Linked DNA regions of Mus musculus: region 2 is linked to region 1. The links are chromatin loops, found by intact Hi-C in ENCODE. Cell type or tissue: gastrocnemius. All regions are shown on one strand. Links, peaks and the distances in the headings refer to the core of each region. The heading gives the core; the rest is flanking DNA. Region 1 holds the start of Gm24861 (a small nuclear RNA gene). Region 2 has its middle 17 kb from the start of Gm31613.

The links. Hi-C counts contacts between places; a loop is a spot of excess contacts. Peaks named below come from ENCODE experiments on the same cell type or tissue, not always from the same donor. Only the 100,000 strongest peaks of a DNase experiment are listed, where the experiment ranks them.
Region 2: a loop joins it to region 1, with 4 times the contacts of the local background. A loop is called at or near these places in 19 of 42 quality-filtered maps.

Annotation. Positions count from the first base shown.
Region 1 is chr16:78,622,494-78,630,835 of GRCm38, reverse strand. It overlaps Gm24861 (a small nuclear RNA gene), which reads right to left and starts at 6,089; the gene lies at 5,983-6,089. In gastrocnemius, for the core only: a CTCF peak has its summit at 3,823 (motif pointing right); no DNase peak of the experiment used is centred there.
Region 2 is chr16:78,201,475-78,209,816 of GRCm38, reverse strand. No RefSeq gene overlaps it. Among named protein-coding and RNA genes, the nearest start is that of Gm31613, 17 kb to the left of the region's middle. In gastrocnemius, for the core only: no CTCF peak of the experiment used is centred there; no DNase peak of the experiment used is centred there.

The DNA of each region.
Region 1 (8,342 bases), core at 30-8,029:
CGAAGTCACAAAGTAAAGAGTCCCACTCCAAAGGGGAAGACTGGGGCATAGGAAGGAATTAGTGGACTAAGCAATGAAGAAGGAAGAAGAAGGAAGACCAAAGTGTGGATACTTCAGTCCTTTTAGAAGGGGGAACAAAATACCTACAGGAGGAGATACCGAGACAATGTGAGGAGCAGAGACTGAAGGAAAGGCCATCCAGAGACTGCCCCACCTGGGAATCCATCCTATATACAGTTACCAAACCCAGTCATGATTGTGAATACCAACAAGTGCATGCTGACAGGAGCCTGATATAGCTGTTTCCTGAGAGACAGGCCACAGCCTGATAAATGCAGAGGTGGATGCTTGTAGCCAATTATTGGACTGAGGACAGGGTCCCCAATGGAGGAGTTGGAGAAAGGATTGAAGGAGCAAAAGGGGTTTGCAGCCCCATAGGAGGAGCAACAATATCAACCAACCAGACCTCCCCCAGAGCTCCCAGGGACTAAACCACCAACAAAAGAGTACACATGGAGGGCCCCATGGCTCCAGCTGTAGCAGAGGATGGCCTTGTCGGGCATCAATGGGAGGAGAGGCCCTTGGTTCTGTGAAGGCTCTGTGCCCCAGTGTAGAGGAATGCCAGGGCAGGGAGGCAAGAGTGGGTGGGTGGGTGGGTGGCAGAGCACTCTCATAGAAGCAGGGGGAGTGAAGATAAGATAGGGGTTTTCAGAGAGGAGACCAGGAAAGGGAATAACACTTGAAATGTAAATAAAGAAAATAACTAATAAAAAAAAATTTTTTAAGAAAAGTAAACTACGCCAAACTGATCTCCAGCAGAGCGCAACCACCAAATCCTACAGTTCTGTGCCCAGCATCTGAGGTGACGGGCTTGGGGATTTAGATGCCTGTGACTACAGGGGACATTTCTCACTCATACTGCCACGTGATAGAATTAATTGCACATAAGAGTGACTCTGAGAGACCAGATCTATCACAAGTTTCCAGGCTACTCCCCAACAAGCTGGTACCTGGCACTTGTTTCCAGTTCTAAGGAAACTAGGAAACGGCATTGCTGGGTATCTGGGATGGTGATTCCAGAGACAATGGAGGTGTGGCAGGGCCAATTAGAAGTTCTGACCCCAGACAGAATAAATGGATAAGTGGGAGAAGCCTAGGAGAACTGCCATCAAGGGCAGCTCCCCCCTGATTCCTGGAAGCTGTAGTGTGAGCTTCCGTTCCAGACCACAGTGGGGTAAGATTGCTGAAACCAGAAGCCATTCACTGCTCCTCCTTAAAGGTGTCTAAGCCAGGCTTTCTGTCACACAGACAAGAAAATGACACAGTACTTAGTTTATGCAATGTATTTTTTAAAATCTCTTTCAATTCATCGCTTTCTGAGAGAATTTTTGCTGTGTCTCGGGTCCCTACATATTTTGTAAATGAGGCAATGACCACCCTTTACTATGAAATATCTTTCCAAGTATGTTCCTCCAGCAACTGGTATTAAAAGAGAGAGAGTGTATGTGTATGCTTCTTTATGGAGCAAAGGGTGGGGGTCCTTACTGCCTGTTAGTGAATTTCAGACTTGGCTTAATTCAATGCTTCTCTTCTACATCACAAACCAGTGAGCATACAAATATGCTGTGCTCTGTCATCTGTGCACCCAGAGAATTAGACTATATCACACGTGCTTGTTCTTTTACTATGACAGCTCCATAAGCAATGTTATATTAAAATGCCAATCTATTGGTGGAAAAAAAAAAGAACACTCTTCTGGTGTGTCTGAGAACAGCCACAGTATACTTACATATAATAAATAATAAATCTTTTTTGAAAAAAAGATAGATGTTCATGACTTTATAATTCACGGACTCAAACTTAACGTGGCCTGGCTATAAACCCTAGTAATAAACTGACTGCTAGCGCACCTCCATGCTTCATAATAAAGCAAACCCGTCCCCGTCTCCCTCCTTACAAAATACCTAGGCTATCTCTGTTCTGATAAACATAGAAACTAATGAAGCAGGGAGTCTTTATGAAAAGACTCTCTTTATGAAAGAATAACTCCAAAAGTATGTCAACAGCTACTGTTCATCATCTACGCGAATGGAAAATCAGAAAGTGAAAGAAATAACATGGCTGTTCAACACAAAATGAAAATTTATATTTCAAATAAATGACAGGTCGGATTGATATTTATTACACTGCGTGGGAACTTATTTTTACTTGTAAGTCACAGAAACTCTTCTCAAACGAGATACTGAAAGCCAAGATGCTTGTACTGCAGAAGTGGGCTGGCTGAAACCTGGACCAGGAGCAACAGAAAGCACCAGAGATATAGGGCTATGAGGCCCAAAGAGCCATGGTCAGAATAGGATAACAAAAAGCGTGAAAGCTGGCAGCAAGAGTGTCCCTCTCCCCCTCACTTCTTGCCACGTGCTTAGTGGCAGAATTGTGTAAACGTGGTGTGATAGGTGTTTTACCCTAAGAACTGCTTCAGAAATGGAGCGTTTTCTCTCTAATTCTTTACCCCATCTGGCTTTTGTGGGATGGCTGACATCTCTGTAGTACAAGGCTAGGATGAACGTTGCCATGGCTCCAGGTATTCCTGATGCCCCAACCTTTGGGGCTTCTATGAATGTACCTGCTAGCCCAGGTCCCCAAAACTGCTAGAGCAAACTGGTTGGTGTTCTCACAAGTCCTATTTGACACCTCTCTTCTGGGCTCATCTGTTCAGTCAATTTCTCGCTTTTATCCCCTGTCTTAAACACTCAGGTTTCTGCTTCCTGAGGGATGGGGGAGAAACAGGTCGTGTTAAGTAAATATGTGTGGTGGTTTGGATGAAAAATTATCACCTCCCTGAGTTTCAGGCATTTCAAACATCAGTCCCTAGTTGGTAGTGAGAACTTTTAGGAGGTGGGGACTTGACGGAGGAAGGTGAGCCGAACTTTGAGAGGTCGGAGCCTAGCTCCACACACAGTTTTATCCTTGTACTTCTTGTTCGCATTTGAAAACTTGGTCTCTCAGAGTTCTGCATAGGCAGCCTGCTGCTGTCCCTCACCTACCACCATGCATTCTAGAAGCACAAACTCAAATAAACTCTTGCTTCTTGCCTTGGTCACGGCTTTTTGACACAGCATCAGAAAAGTAATTAAAACAGGACTCTACCACCACGAAGCTACATCTCTATCCATTTATATTTTATACCAACCTACAACTAAATGACACTTAAGTCATTAGGAGTTATTGGCGTGAGGACAGGAAAGGAGCTGGACAGGTCACTGACTAAATCAAGACTCCAGTGGTGGCATCTGGAGGTGACAAATAAAGACGAAGCCATCAGAGCTTTTTTCTAAGAGTCAAATAAAGGGACAGAGTTCAAAAGAAATGGTGCCACTCATTAATGTTTTCTGTGGTGGAAAGGAGATGGGAGAAAACTGAAGACATTTCCTCCCATTTAATGAAGGAGTTTCAGTCTGCTAATTGGAATTAATAAATTAGTCATCCCTCAAATGAATTCTTCAACAAAGGCCAAAGTAAGTGAGTAATTGACTCTTTCACATTTGTGTGCAGTGAATATTATCAACTGGGCACATTGATTCTCCAGGTGTTTTCATTGTGACATACAGTGTCTACTTAAAGACTCTTCATGCAGTCAATACTGTATTTTATAGAAATCTGAAATTCTACTCCCTATAATTTCGCTCATGTGGAAAATGCATCCAGATTTCCAAAAGTAGAAAGAAATTATGGGAACATGTCCAAGTGCTAGACTTCTTAAAACGTGAGATAGATTTTAATTTTTAGTTCTTGAGTTGTGTCCACTAGAAGGCAGCAAAATTTTTCAGAAGAACATTGCACTTACTAGAGAGAGAAGTTATGAGGAAACCTGGATTGCTACTTGCTGATACACACAAAAGCATATTAGAGCCCCAGATAGCCACAGTGTGGGGAAATAGCTGGGGGTGGGGAGGGGGAATGCAGCAGAGACATGTCTCAGCAGTTAAAGATGCTTCCACTAAGCCTCATAGCCTGAGTTCAATACCCAGAACACACACGGTAGAAAGACTTCTATATGTTGCCCTCTGTGTCAGTGTGCAACCCACTCACAAATAAGCAAATATATAAATAAATAAATAAATGTTTAAAGCTTAAGACTTGGAATATTTGCTTCTTAAGACTAGAATATTCATGACTATCCTATTTCTTTTTATAGAATTTCAATGAAAATTATTATAGAGCATTTTACTTCAAAGCTTCAATGACAAGCTTTATTTTAGCTGAATATCCAGTTAACTTATAATTTCTCCATTTGATGCACATGATCTAAGCACTTCGCACAGCCAAATGCTTGACCTGACAATTGTTCCTTTATTGGCATGACAAAAGCCTGCCCACCTCACTGTGCCCGATGCATCTCTGTGTCTTTCTGGCTTCTTCAGAGAAGCAGCAGCAGAATCTTCAAAGTCTTTCTATCTCTCTCTCTCTCTCTGTTTGTGTCTCTCTCTGTCTCTCTGTCTCTGTCTGTCTCTGTCTCTCTCTCTCTCTCTCTCACACACACACACACACACAAACACACACACATATTCTCTTGTGTGTGTGTGTGTGTGTGTGTGTGTGTGTGTGTCTGTGAACATTTGTGCCCCCTGGGGAGTCAAGTCCAGAGGTCAAAGGACAATTTACAGGATTCTGTTATCTACCTCTACCATGTGGGTTGTGGGGATCAAACTTATGTCATCAGACTTGGTGGCAGGTATCAGTCAGTCCCTCCTTAGCCACCTCACCAGGTTCAGTCATGCACCATTTATGAAAAATTTTTGTGGTCTCTAGAGAAAATGGATATGTCTTTTACCTTAAACCCAATCAAGCCTGGCAAAAGAAAGGTCCTGGTTAGTTGACAGTTTACCATCTGGTTTCAGATGTAGAATACAGTCTTCATGTAGCATCTCCCCTGTCTAGCCACACACAATAGCACGTAAGGCATCCTTTAACTCAAAACTCTCATGATAATACATGGATTAATTTAGCCAGAAGGTATCTGCCCTACAAAATAAAATTTTCACGCATTCCTCCACACAGTTTGTTAATAATTTTAGGCTAAGTATAGGCAATACGTGGCACAGTGAGCCATTCTAATATTAACTCAATATTTTCCTCAATACTTCTGTGATGAAAATACTCAGACACAGAAGATAAAAACCACACTTAATTAGGATTTGGTGTAGGATGTTTTATCTGCCTTCACTTCTATCCATTTTCTCTATTCTTTCAGTTAAAAAACACACTTACTGTTTTATGGTATGTTAGCGAGATCATCTGCTCCTAGCAGAGCAGTTCCTCTGTCTGATCTTGGGCATGCACAGTGTTCTAATTAATGTCCACTCTTAGACACTGTCTTGCTGAAGCAGTTATCACCATTGTTCTCCAAAGTGCCACCTGCCACTTGCTGGTGTTCCAGGACCTCTGCATCCCATGAGAACTCTTGCTTTGTGTCTGCACTATATTTAGGTAAGAAAACACTTACTGCCCTCACATATGAATTGGAAGAAAAGCTAAGGAGTGGGCAAAAGTGAGAGACACCCCTCCAAGAAGTAATAGAGATGTTGTGTTTGCTGGCCTGAAGGAACAATTTTTGCCTTGGGTCTGAAGCTCATGAGCTGAATATCACGCTCAATACCAAGTGGGCAATATTATCACATGTCTTACTTTTAAGTATGAATAGTACAGTCCAGAAAAGTATCAAGAGAAAATTACTTTCTTTTTTTATTTATTATTTTTTTAATTAGGTATTTTCCGCATTTACATTTCTAATGCTATCTCAAAAGTCCCCCATACCCTCTCCCCCACTCCCCTACCCACCCACTCCCACTTTTTGGCCCTGGCGTTCCCCTGTACTGGGGCATATAAAGTTTGCAAGTCCAAAGGGCCTCTCTTTCCAGTGATGGCCGACTAGGCCATCTTTTGATACATATGCAGCTAGAGTCAAGAGCTCCGGGGTACAAAAATATGGAACGCTTCATGAATTCGCATGTCATCCTTGCGCAGGGGCCATGCTAATCTTCTCTGTATCGTTCCAATTTTAGTATATGTGCTGCCGAAGCGAGCACGAAAGTTACTTTCTAAAACATTTGTAGGATGTATTAATGACAAATCCAGAATGCCAGCTCCATCAAAGGTATGTTTTCCTTCACTTCAGATAATTTAATGTGTCTGTGATCTCTGATTTCTCAGCTGAAGTATCTTGAGCAGAGATAACTCCTGCTTTTTACAAACTGGTCTCAATAAATGTAAGAATTTGCAGTCATCTTTTATGTGAGACGACCATCTTGCCCAGATATGAAGGAAATGATGTATACTCCTGACAACACAGCTCTCTCGTCTCTGGTTCGTGCCTTGGCATACTTCCTACCATTATCTTATTGATTCAGTGTGGCGCGGACCCAGTCAGACTGACATTGAAGGGACAATTTAGCATGAATCAGTCATAGCCTCCTGGTGCTTAGTAAGAAATACATCAAAACCTATATCTTGGTAGATCTTCTTCCCAGTCACGTCAAGGGCCACTGGTGAAATATGATGAGGTTTGTACCACACTTTTCAAAGCCACTTTAAATGTATGTTTTGACCCGAGTACAATACTGATCTCTACAGAAAAGATGGCATGCCTTAACCTGTCAGTCTCACTTTTAGCAATGATAAATAGAGCCTCGCTTCAGTGACTTATAATACCACAAATTCTCTTGAAGATGGTAAATCAGCCATTATCTGTCACTTAAAGAATGTCTTTGGGGATGAAAGTCACGCCACATTATGTGCTATAGTTACAATTCATTTAAATATGGTAATTCTTTGTTTGACACCACCTAATCAAGATCAATACTTCGATGTTTACTATCTATTCTTCCACCTGTGTCAAAACTAACACGTGCAATAGTACATCCAATCACGGATTTAGCAAATATGTAATCAACTTTGACTTTTGCTATTTATGTTTCATGAATAGCTTTAATCAAGGACTCACTGTTCCTAAAAGTCTATTTAAAGTCTCTAACAAAATCATGGAAACACTATGTGGTATGGCTAATATGAAATGAGAGTCAAGGACATAACCCATTGTCTTAGCCTGAGTTCACAAGAAAAACACAAGCAGCCATATGGAGATCTCTCTCTCTCTCTCTCTCTCTCTCTCTCATTTAATTCATGAACATCTGGAGATTATATTCCAAGATTTCAGGGCATCCAAAAATATTCGTATCTAAGTCCAGAGATCTAAGAACCAAAAGGGTCAAATGTGTAACAGTTAAATAGGTCAGCAGGCTCAGAACCCAGAGAGGACTTGTGTTTACTCTCATGTGATATTGTTTGAATATTTCCTTCCTTCAAAACTTGATTTGAATTTCATTTGCCACTGCAACAATATTAATTAATGAGTGAGACTGTTAAAAAGATGAATTGATGCTGTTGTCATGTGACTGGGTTATCTTAGAAGAAAGTCTCTCTCCATCATCTACCCCTCTTTTGTCTTCCTTCCCTGTTGGCATTTGCTATGTGTGAGGACATAGTAAGAGAGCCTTTGCAAAATGCCAGCATCTTAATTTTGAATCTCGCAAACTTCTGACCTATGAGAACTAAATCCCTAGTAACTATGAATTACCCTGTCTTGGATCCTGGCTTCTATTTGACAGTACAGAATTGACAATGACAGAATTTGAAGGTGGGAAAAGATTAAGCTCCATCTCAAAGCAATCAAACAGAAGCCCTGGTTACCCGGCCTCTTTGTTTGACGTGGGAGTTCATCTGATTGGATGAGACCTGTTCTTATCAGGCTTGCCGGATTGTGTTAACATCAACTAGAACACCATCACCGTCTGCTGCTGAGGTCAGGCTCATAGGTCAGCATATGTCCTTCTCTAAGCTAGTCTGTACTGTGTGAAACAGTGACTTTCAGACTGTGCCTTGCTCCAAATCCATTGTGCAAGCAACTGTTGACTCTGTTTTCACCAAGGAGGACGACTGGGAACTTGGGTGAACACCATGCAGCAGAGACTGATAAATGACATATTATTCCTGGTTGTAGACAGGGTAGGACCTTATAAGTTTATCAGGGTGAATTGAGTATGTAGGGGCAAAGGGGCAGATTTAAGTTGTATCAAGAAAACCAAGCCCAAGAATTCATTAGATACATTAGTCCAAGAAAATGGTGTTACTCTCTCACTTGGATGCTGTACAATGACAGACACCTTGCACTGTCCCAGCAATGGCCCCTGTGGACCCTTCATCTGACACCTAGCATATGTGTAAGTAACCAGCACACAGAAAACTTCCAATTGTCCTTGGGGCTTCAGCTCAGCTAGATTCCC
Region 2 (8,342 bases), core at 82-8,081, 420 kb after region 1:
TACAATTAAATATTATTCAGCTGTTAAGAAAAAAAGGAAATCATGAAAGTCACAGGATCTGGAAACAGAATCCCCCACAGTACAGGTAGCTAGAACCAGAAAAGCAAGGGTCATGTGTTGTTTATGATTGGGGTGTGTGTTATATTTGCAGTGCCCATTAGAGGTCATGAAAATAGTAAGGGGCTATGCTGGGCCATCTCAAAGAGAGTGGAGACAACAAGAGAGCAATGGTTTAAAGGGTTAAAGGAAGATAATGGAGTAGGAATGGTTAAATGAGGCAGGAGCCGGGAGGGCAGGGTAGATGAGGGAATATGGCGAGGGCTCACTTACTGTAAAGGCATTTTGAAAAGCCAGATGGGAATCTGCAACTATAAAAGCTTCCTGAAGTGTATACATGTGCATATATAAACAATTTTAAATGGAGCTATCCTATAATAATCGGAAATAATGCCCCTAACTGAACCTATAGGTAACAAATAAGTGTTCAGTACCAGAAATGGGGTACCTCTTGATCAGTGAGGTCCCATATACTCCCCACACATTATAAGATACTGCAGAACTTGATGGCAAGATACTATTACTGAAGACACCACACACTTGAGTCCCAGAACATGGAGAGATCACGCTGGTACCGACCTATAAGTTCGGTACCTACTGCCAAACCTTCCTGGTGCTAGAAATTGCTTGCACATGCTACCAAAGGAAAAAAAAGTAGTCATTGATTTTACCCAGATGTGACTCTGATAACAAGAAGCCTGGCAGGGAATGCTCACCAGTATAATAGTGGTATAAATATGAGAGTAACCAATTACTTTCTAATTGGATATATGACTGGTTCACAAGTTGAAATCCATACCTGACATGATTATCAAAGCTAAGAACCCATGGGTTGACAGGTCATAGGCTCGAGTAGAAAACCTAAACTATTACTGTGAAAAAAGGTATAATGTATTAGTCAGGGTTCTCCAGAGACACACAACTTACAGAATGTTCGATATGTTATGGGAATTTATTGTAATGACTTAACTGTTAAGTCTATAGTCCAACTAACTCAACAATGGCCAGCTGTGAATGGAAAGTCCAAAAATCTAGTAGTTGCTATTGTCCTGCAAGGTAGTTGTTTCAGCTGCTATTCTGTATAAGCTGGAATCCTGAAGACGTAGGTTCTGACAGATGTGCTGGGCAAGTAAGTGCAAGCAGGCAAAGAAGAGTGAGTGAGCCTTCCACCAATGTCCTTATGTAGGCCTGCAGCAGAAGGTGTGGCTCAGATTAAAGGTGTGTACCACCGTGCCTGGATCTGGAACGTGCTTTGTCCCAGGCTGACCTTAAGATAAGATATCTGCTTGCCTCAATCTCCTGGAATTAAAGGTGTATACTACCTTGCCTGGGCCTCAGCTTTTCATGGCTACGATGCCTCAAGATCTCCATGTCATGGCCTGGGTCAGAAGCCTTTGTCTTTCAGGTTCATGATCCGGATCACAGGTGAACCCTCCAATTCTGGATTGTAGTTCATTCCAGATGTATTTATGTTGACATCCAGGAGTAGCCATCACATATGGTATTAAAACAATCACAGTGACTCATCATCATATCCATAGATGAGTGTGTTTCTTAGTCTTTCTTAGAGAAACCTCTTCTTGCAGTAGACGGGCAATTAATCAAAGACCTACAAGTGGTAAATGTTCAGAAAATAAAAGACCGGGGAATGTTTGGTCCTCAGTGGTTTCTCATATCCCTCCTATCAAGGTTCAGAATTATGGTAGAGAAGACACGTGAGAGCCAGCAGCAGTAAACTATAAGGAAAACGTGTTGTTGTTGTTGTTGTTTTTTTCCAAACACAGCAAAGCATTTACATCTGATCACACAGTGGTTGTGACAGCATGCAAAAGACTGGTACAAGCTCAAACCAGCACGGAGAGGAGATGCAGACATGAAGTCCACCCTAGCTAAAGAGCTGTTGGCGATTGATAACTGATAGGAGAGAGTTGGTTTTCTTTAAGGGTGAAGCCATTGGTAGATTACCTATGTTTCAATGGAGAGTTATATATCCTACAGGATTTGGACAGTACAGCTGTACTCTATGGGTTTAAAACAGAAAGAGAGAGAGAGAGAGAGAGAGAGAGAGAGAGAGAGAGAGAGAGAGAGAGAGAGGGAGAGGGAGAGAGGGAGAGGGAGGGAGAGCGGGAGAGGGAGGGAGAGGGAGAGGGGAGAGGGAGGGAGAGGGGGAGAGGGAGGGAGAGGGGGAGAGGGAGAGGGAGGGAGAGCAGGAGAGGGAGGGAGAGGTGGAGAGGGAGGGAGAGGGGGAGAGGGAGGGAGAGGGGGAGAGGGAGAGCAAACACAATGTTAGGTGGGAAGGGTGGAAATGTATTTGAGAGGAATTACGGGAGGGATGAATATGATGAAATTACACCCTTCAACTCTCAAAGTAATTAAAAATGAGAGGGGAATCCATTTTTAAGAGCACATATGTTGAGTTACACAGAAAGGGATTTATCAGGACACATTTTTGTTCTCATCTCATTCAGCTCCCTGGATAGAATATCTGATAGCATCTGTTGATGGGAGTTGAAAAACAAAACAAAACAACCAACAACCCTAACCCACACCCCCACGCTCTGAGACAGATAAATCCATGATGTGAATCTGTCAATTATAGTGACATCTACTTCATACCATTTTTTCTTAGTGTGTTTCTCCACTAACTAACTAACTAACTAACTAACTAAGTAAGTAAGTAACTAATTTTACATCCCTCTCCTCTGAGTACCCTGCTCGCAAGCCCCCATCCTCCCATTCCCTTTTCCTCTGAGAGGGTGGAGGCCTCTCTGGGTATTCCCCAACTCTGGCATATCAAGTCACTGTCGGACCTCTCCCACTGAGGCCAGACAAGGCAGCAGCCCATTTAGGGGAACAGGATCTACAGACAGGAAACAGATTCAGGGACAGCCCCCACTCAGTTATTGGGAATCCACATGAAGACCAAGCTACATATGTGCAGGTGACTTATGTTCGGCCCATGTATGCTTTTTGGTTGGTGACTTAATCTCTGGGAGCCCCCAAAGTGTCCAGGTCACCTGTCCCTGTTAATCTTCCTGTGGAGTCTTTATCACAACCAGGTCCCTCAATCCTTCCCCCAGGTCTTCTATAAGATTCCCTCAGCAATCTCCAATGTTTGGGTGTGGATCTCTGCTTCTGTTTCAGTCAGCTGCTGGATAGATCCTCTCAGAGAAGAGTTATGATAGGCTCCTGTTTGCAAGCATAATAGTGTCAGGGATTGGATCTTGCCCATGGGCTGGGTCTCAAGTCGGGCCGGTCATTGGATGGTGATTTTCTTAGTCTCTGCTCCATCTTTGTCCCTGTAGGTAGGACACATTTTGGATCAAAGGTTTTGTGGGTGGGTTGGTTGGTGTCTTTATCTCGCTACTAGAAGTCTTGCCTGGATACAAGTGGTGGCCACTTCAGGCTCAAGTCACCTAATGCTAGGAGTCTCAGCTAGAGTTGTCCTCATAGATTCCCCATAGCGGCCCACCCATCCAGATCTCTGCATGTCTTAGAGATCCACCCCCCCCCAATATGCCAATTTCCATTGACTCTTGGCCCTCTCTCCCTGGCTCTCCCTATACCTTATCCCAATTCCCTTCTCCATCCCCTCTCCCACACGGTTCTTTTCCTCCATCAACCACCGATAACGGTTTTATTTCCCTTTCCAAGTGAGATTCAAGCAGACTCCATTGGGCCCTCCTTGTTATTTAGCATTTTTGGATTCTGTATCTTAGTGTGGTTACCTTGTACTTTCTGGCTAATATCCACTTACTACATACCATGCATGTCCTTTCGGGACTGGGTTACCTCGCTCAAGATGATATTTTCTAGTTCCATCCATTTGCCTGCCAATTTCATGATGTCCTTGTCTTTAATAGCTGAGCAGTATTCCATTGTATAGATGTACCACATTCTCTTTATCCATTCTTCCATTGAGGGAGATCTGGGTTGTTTCCAGTTTCTGGTTATTATGAAAAAAAAGCTGCTATGAATATATCTTTCTATCCAATTAGAACATGCTATTTAAAATTTCTGAAAATCAAACAGAACCTTCAGAAAAGTCTGCTATCCTCTGGGCAGAAGCGACAGAACATAGCAATGAACGAGGAGGTTGAGTATGGATCCTTCCCCTTTCATTTTTATATTTCCTTTGTCAGTTTGCCCAATAATGTGTATTATATATTTTTAAAAAAAACTAAGGAAACTCAAGGCCTACTGTGTTCATGGCTTTGAAAATCCCGGTGCATAATAACTCACTTCAGAATACACACTTCTCAGGCATTGGTTTTTTTTGCTCTCATCTCCTTAGTCTTAGCAAGAGTAAAGAATTTGCAATCACAGACTCTGCCTGCCTTTTCCTGTCTCATTAACAAGAGCAACATAAAGTGTCCTGTGCACGACGAGCCAGGCCAGTGAGGGTTGGATTTAATATTTCTATCAACATTTTCTGTTACAGGAAAAGTTTTTAGTTTACAAATTGAGAGAATGTGGGCATATGGTGTTTTAAAAGTACCCCCCCCCACACACACCTAAGCTAAAAATAAAAACCCCTTGCTGAAATTATATCATATGCTGATCCCCTCAGGAGACTTTGCTACCCAGGTAGACCTGAAGAAGAATGTGAAAGAAAAGTTTATGACATCACCTTTAAATTTTAATTCCATCTATAGGTTCATTGCACTACAAAATTAGAAAGAAAAAAAAAAAAAAAAGAAGAAGTATTCTAGTTGGGAGAAAAGCCCCTACTTTTCCTTCCACATTTCCTAATTTGACCCTGTAGAAGTAGTTATTTATAGTGTTCATGTATGCACACATATAAATATTATATATCCAAATATATATATATACTGTATATGTATATATATGTACACATATATACATATATCATATATTTATATCATATGTCATGTGTATCAGTATATATCATTTAAAAAAAAAGATTTATTTATTATTATTATAATACACAAGTACACTGTAGCTGTCTTCAGATGCACCAGAAGAGGGCATCAGGTCTCATTACAGGTGGTTGTGAGTTACCATGTGGTTGTTGGGATTTGACTCAAGACCTTCGGAAGAGCAGTCAGTGCTCTTAATCGCTAAGCCATCTCACCATCCCCCTCCTTTTCACTTTACTCAACTGTTTTAGGTCCTGAGAATCAGCAGCCTTGAAGCTGGAACAACGTCAAGCTTTCTTTGTTGTGAACACAGCCCAGAGCATAAGGGAGAGATTACTGAAAACACGGTGCTAGCAATGATGTCATCGTCTCCCTCCAGTGTTTGCTGAGAAGAGCAGGGGACCAACTGGACCCAGTGCACACTGGAGTGTTGAGCCAATCAGACCTACCTCTCAGGGTTGCCTGATGGAGCTCCTGCAAGCGCGTTCCTTAAGATCCGGGGGCCGGATTTATGCCCCTGAAAGCCTTTCTCCTCAAACAATTGGAGTGATTGTGTTTTCATTAAGTCCTCAGATTCATTAGAGACAGATTGAATTTCCTTAAAATACAATGTGATAAGATGATTGTATTATAACTATGATGTCTCAAGAACTCATTTTCTCTCTTCCCTTCTGTTTTTCTTTCTTTATCGATGAGATTGTTGCTATGTTTCCCAAGCTGGTCTCCGACTACTTCCCACGTTGACCTCCTGAGTAGTTTAGACTGCAACACACCCCAGTGGGCCCTGCTCCAATCTAGTTGTTTTTTGTAAAAACCCATCTTCATTTTTTTAATAACTTATTTATATATTTTATTTTATACACATTGGTGATGTGATTGCAGGTATGTCTCTCTGTGTGTCTCAGATCCCCGGGAACAGGAGTTGCAGACAGTTGTGAGCTGCCATGTGGGCACTGAGACTTGAACCCAGGTCCTCTGATCTCTTAACTGCTGAGCTGTCTCTCCAGTTCTCTAATCTAGTTTTTATGAAAGTAGTCATGTACAGGGTTAAAATATTAGTTTGTGATGAAAAGTTACAAGTAAAACCAAATTACTTTTTGTTTGTTTGTTTGTTTGTTTCGAGACAGGGTTTCTCTGTGTAGCCCTGGCTATCCTGGAACTCACTCTGTAGATCAGGCTGGCCTCGAACTCAGAAATCTGCCTGCCTCTGCGTTCCAAGTGTTGGGATTAAAGGCATGTGCCACCACTGCAGGGCTAAATCCACATTACTTGTTTCAGCTTTTCAATGAAATGAAAATTGTTAACTGTACCAAGAGGCTCCATCACAGGCAACATTTCCAGTTCTTTCCCAACATTTCAAGAACAACACAGCTTTCACTCAACTGCTTTGAGTTTCAGCATTTGATAGTTGTTCATTATTTCTTATTATAAAACTAAGAGAATTCAAGACACTAAGCAAACACTTTCTGTTTTCCCGCAGACCCAACTCATTTGACAGAATTCTTGGTTCGATTGAGACACAATGTTTACTCTGCTGTTGCTGTCGTTCCTATCAGAACCGAGTCACACAGGGGTTGGACAACGATTTGCTGTGGACCTTTCACATATGCTTACGGTCAGAGAGTTTTGGTGTTAGACTTCTCTGCCAAGCCTACAGGTAAAGAAGTGTGCCCCCCTACCCCCCATGCTCTCAGGCTAGCAGGAGATCTCGACTTTGCTCTTCTTTCAATAGAAACTGTATTTTAAAACTTGACCTTCTGCAGCTCAGAACCTGTAGTTGATACTCTCTCTTGGGCAGAGCTGGGCAGTGGCAGCTGGCTGTAGCTCCCCTTCAGAGGGTTTCCCTGTCCTTAGGAGGGAAACCAAGAGGTGCTCTGTAGTGTCCTGTGTTGTTGTAGTGTCCTGAGCTGTGGTTTCCAGGTCTTTAGTAATATTAACCTCATTGACAACTTAAATCCACTTTAAATATGTGATTTGTTTGTTGGGTGCAGAGGCCAACATAAACACATGCAGCCTATTTGTATAGTAAGCGACAGGTGAGTGCTTGCTTAGCTCTGTTGCTTTGAACATTTGGAACTTGTACCAGAGAAACCTGCTCACCTCATGAGGGCTAGGAGTCAGAAAGAGGGATTTAGACCGAGGGTCTGATCTTTCAAAGGCATGCCTCCAGTTGCAAAACGTCTCTCCACTAGGCTCTGCCTCCTTTGTTAGTCACTGATCTGTTGTGAAGAGACCATGACCAAGGTAGCTCTTATAAAAGAAAGCATTAAGAGGGGGGCTTGTTTGCAGTTCCAGAGGCTTCATCCATTAGCATCATGGCAGGAAGCATGTTAGCAGGCATGCATGGTGCTGGAGAAGTAGCTAAGAGCTACACCCTGAGCCATAGGTGGCTAGACACTAGGACTAGCATAGGCATTTGAAACCTCAAAGCTCACCAACCCCAGTGAGACACTTCTTCCAACAGGGCCATACCTTTTAATCTTTGTTATCTCTTTAAACGGTTCCATTCCCAGGAGACCGAATCTACACCCTGGCGGGCAGGCATTGTATATGACCCTATGGGGCTCATTGTCATATTCCTCTAGGTGCCATCACCTCCTACGAGGATTGAGTGCGGATGACTCTGCCTTTAGGCCTTGGGGCTCTAGGAGATGCTCTGGCTTCAAACGATAGCAGACTCCAGAGAATGAGAGATGTGCTCTTGGTAGGATTACTCTGAAAAGACCTAAAAAAAACCCAAATCAGTTTCTTGCTCCACTCTTGGAGGCAAAAGGAAAGAAAGACTGTTTGGGACTCTAGCAAAATCTGAAGTTGTTTTGTTTTGGGGAGCTACACGCTACACACTGTGCGAGGGAACATGGCATCTGAAGCTTTCTTTTTGGAATTTGAGAGGGAGCTGGGCAATGACTCGGTGGGTAAAGTGCTTGCCACACACCTATGAGGATTGGAGTTCAGATTCCAAGCAACCAAGTAAATGCCAGGCAGGCGTGGCATCCTGCGTACAGTTCCAGCATGTGGGAGACAGAGGCAGAGAACATACTGGCTAGTTACATTAGCTCGAAGGGCAGGCTTCAGGTTCAAGGGAGAGATCCCGTCTCAGTATATAACATGAACAGAGAGCAAGGATGCCTAATGTTAAACTCTAGCTTCTACACACATGCCAACACGGGTTCTCTACACACATGGACATAAGTGAGCACATGTTCATATGTGTGACCACATGCACACATGTAGCCCAAGATTAAAAATAGAAGGTTCAGTGAACGACTAATAGTGGCACAAAGAGAGAAAGACAAATGGTAAAAAAAAAAAAAAAAAAAAAAAAAAACATACGTAGAAAAAGGGGGGGGGTAGCCTTTGGGGATAGGAATAAAAAGGATGCAACAGTTCATTGTTCCAACTTCG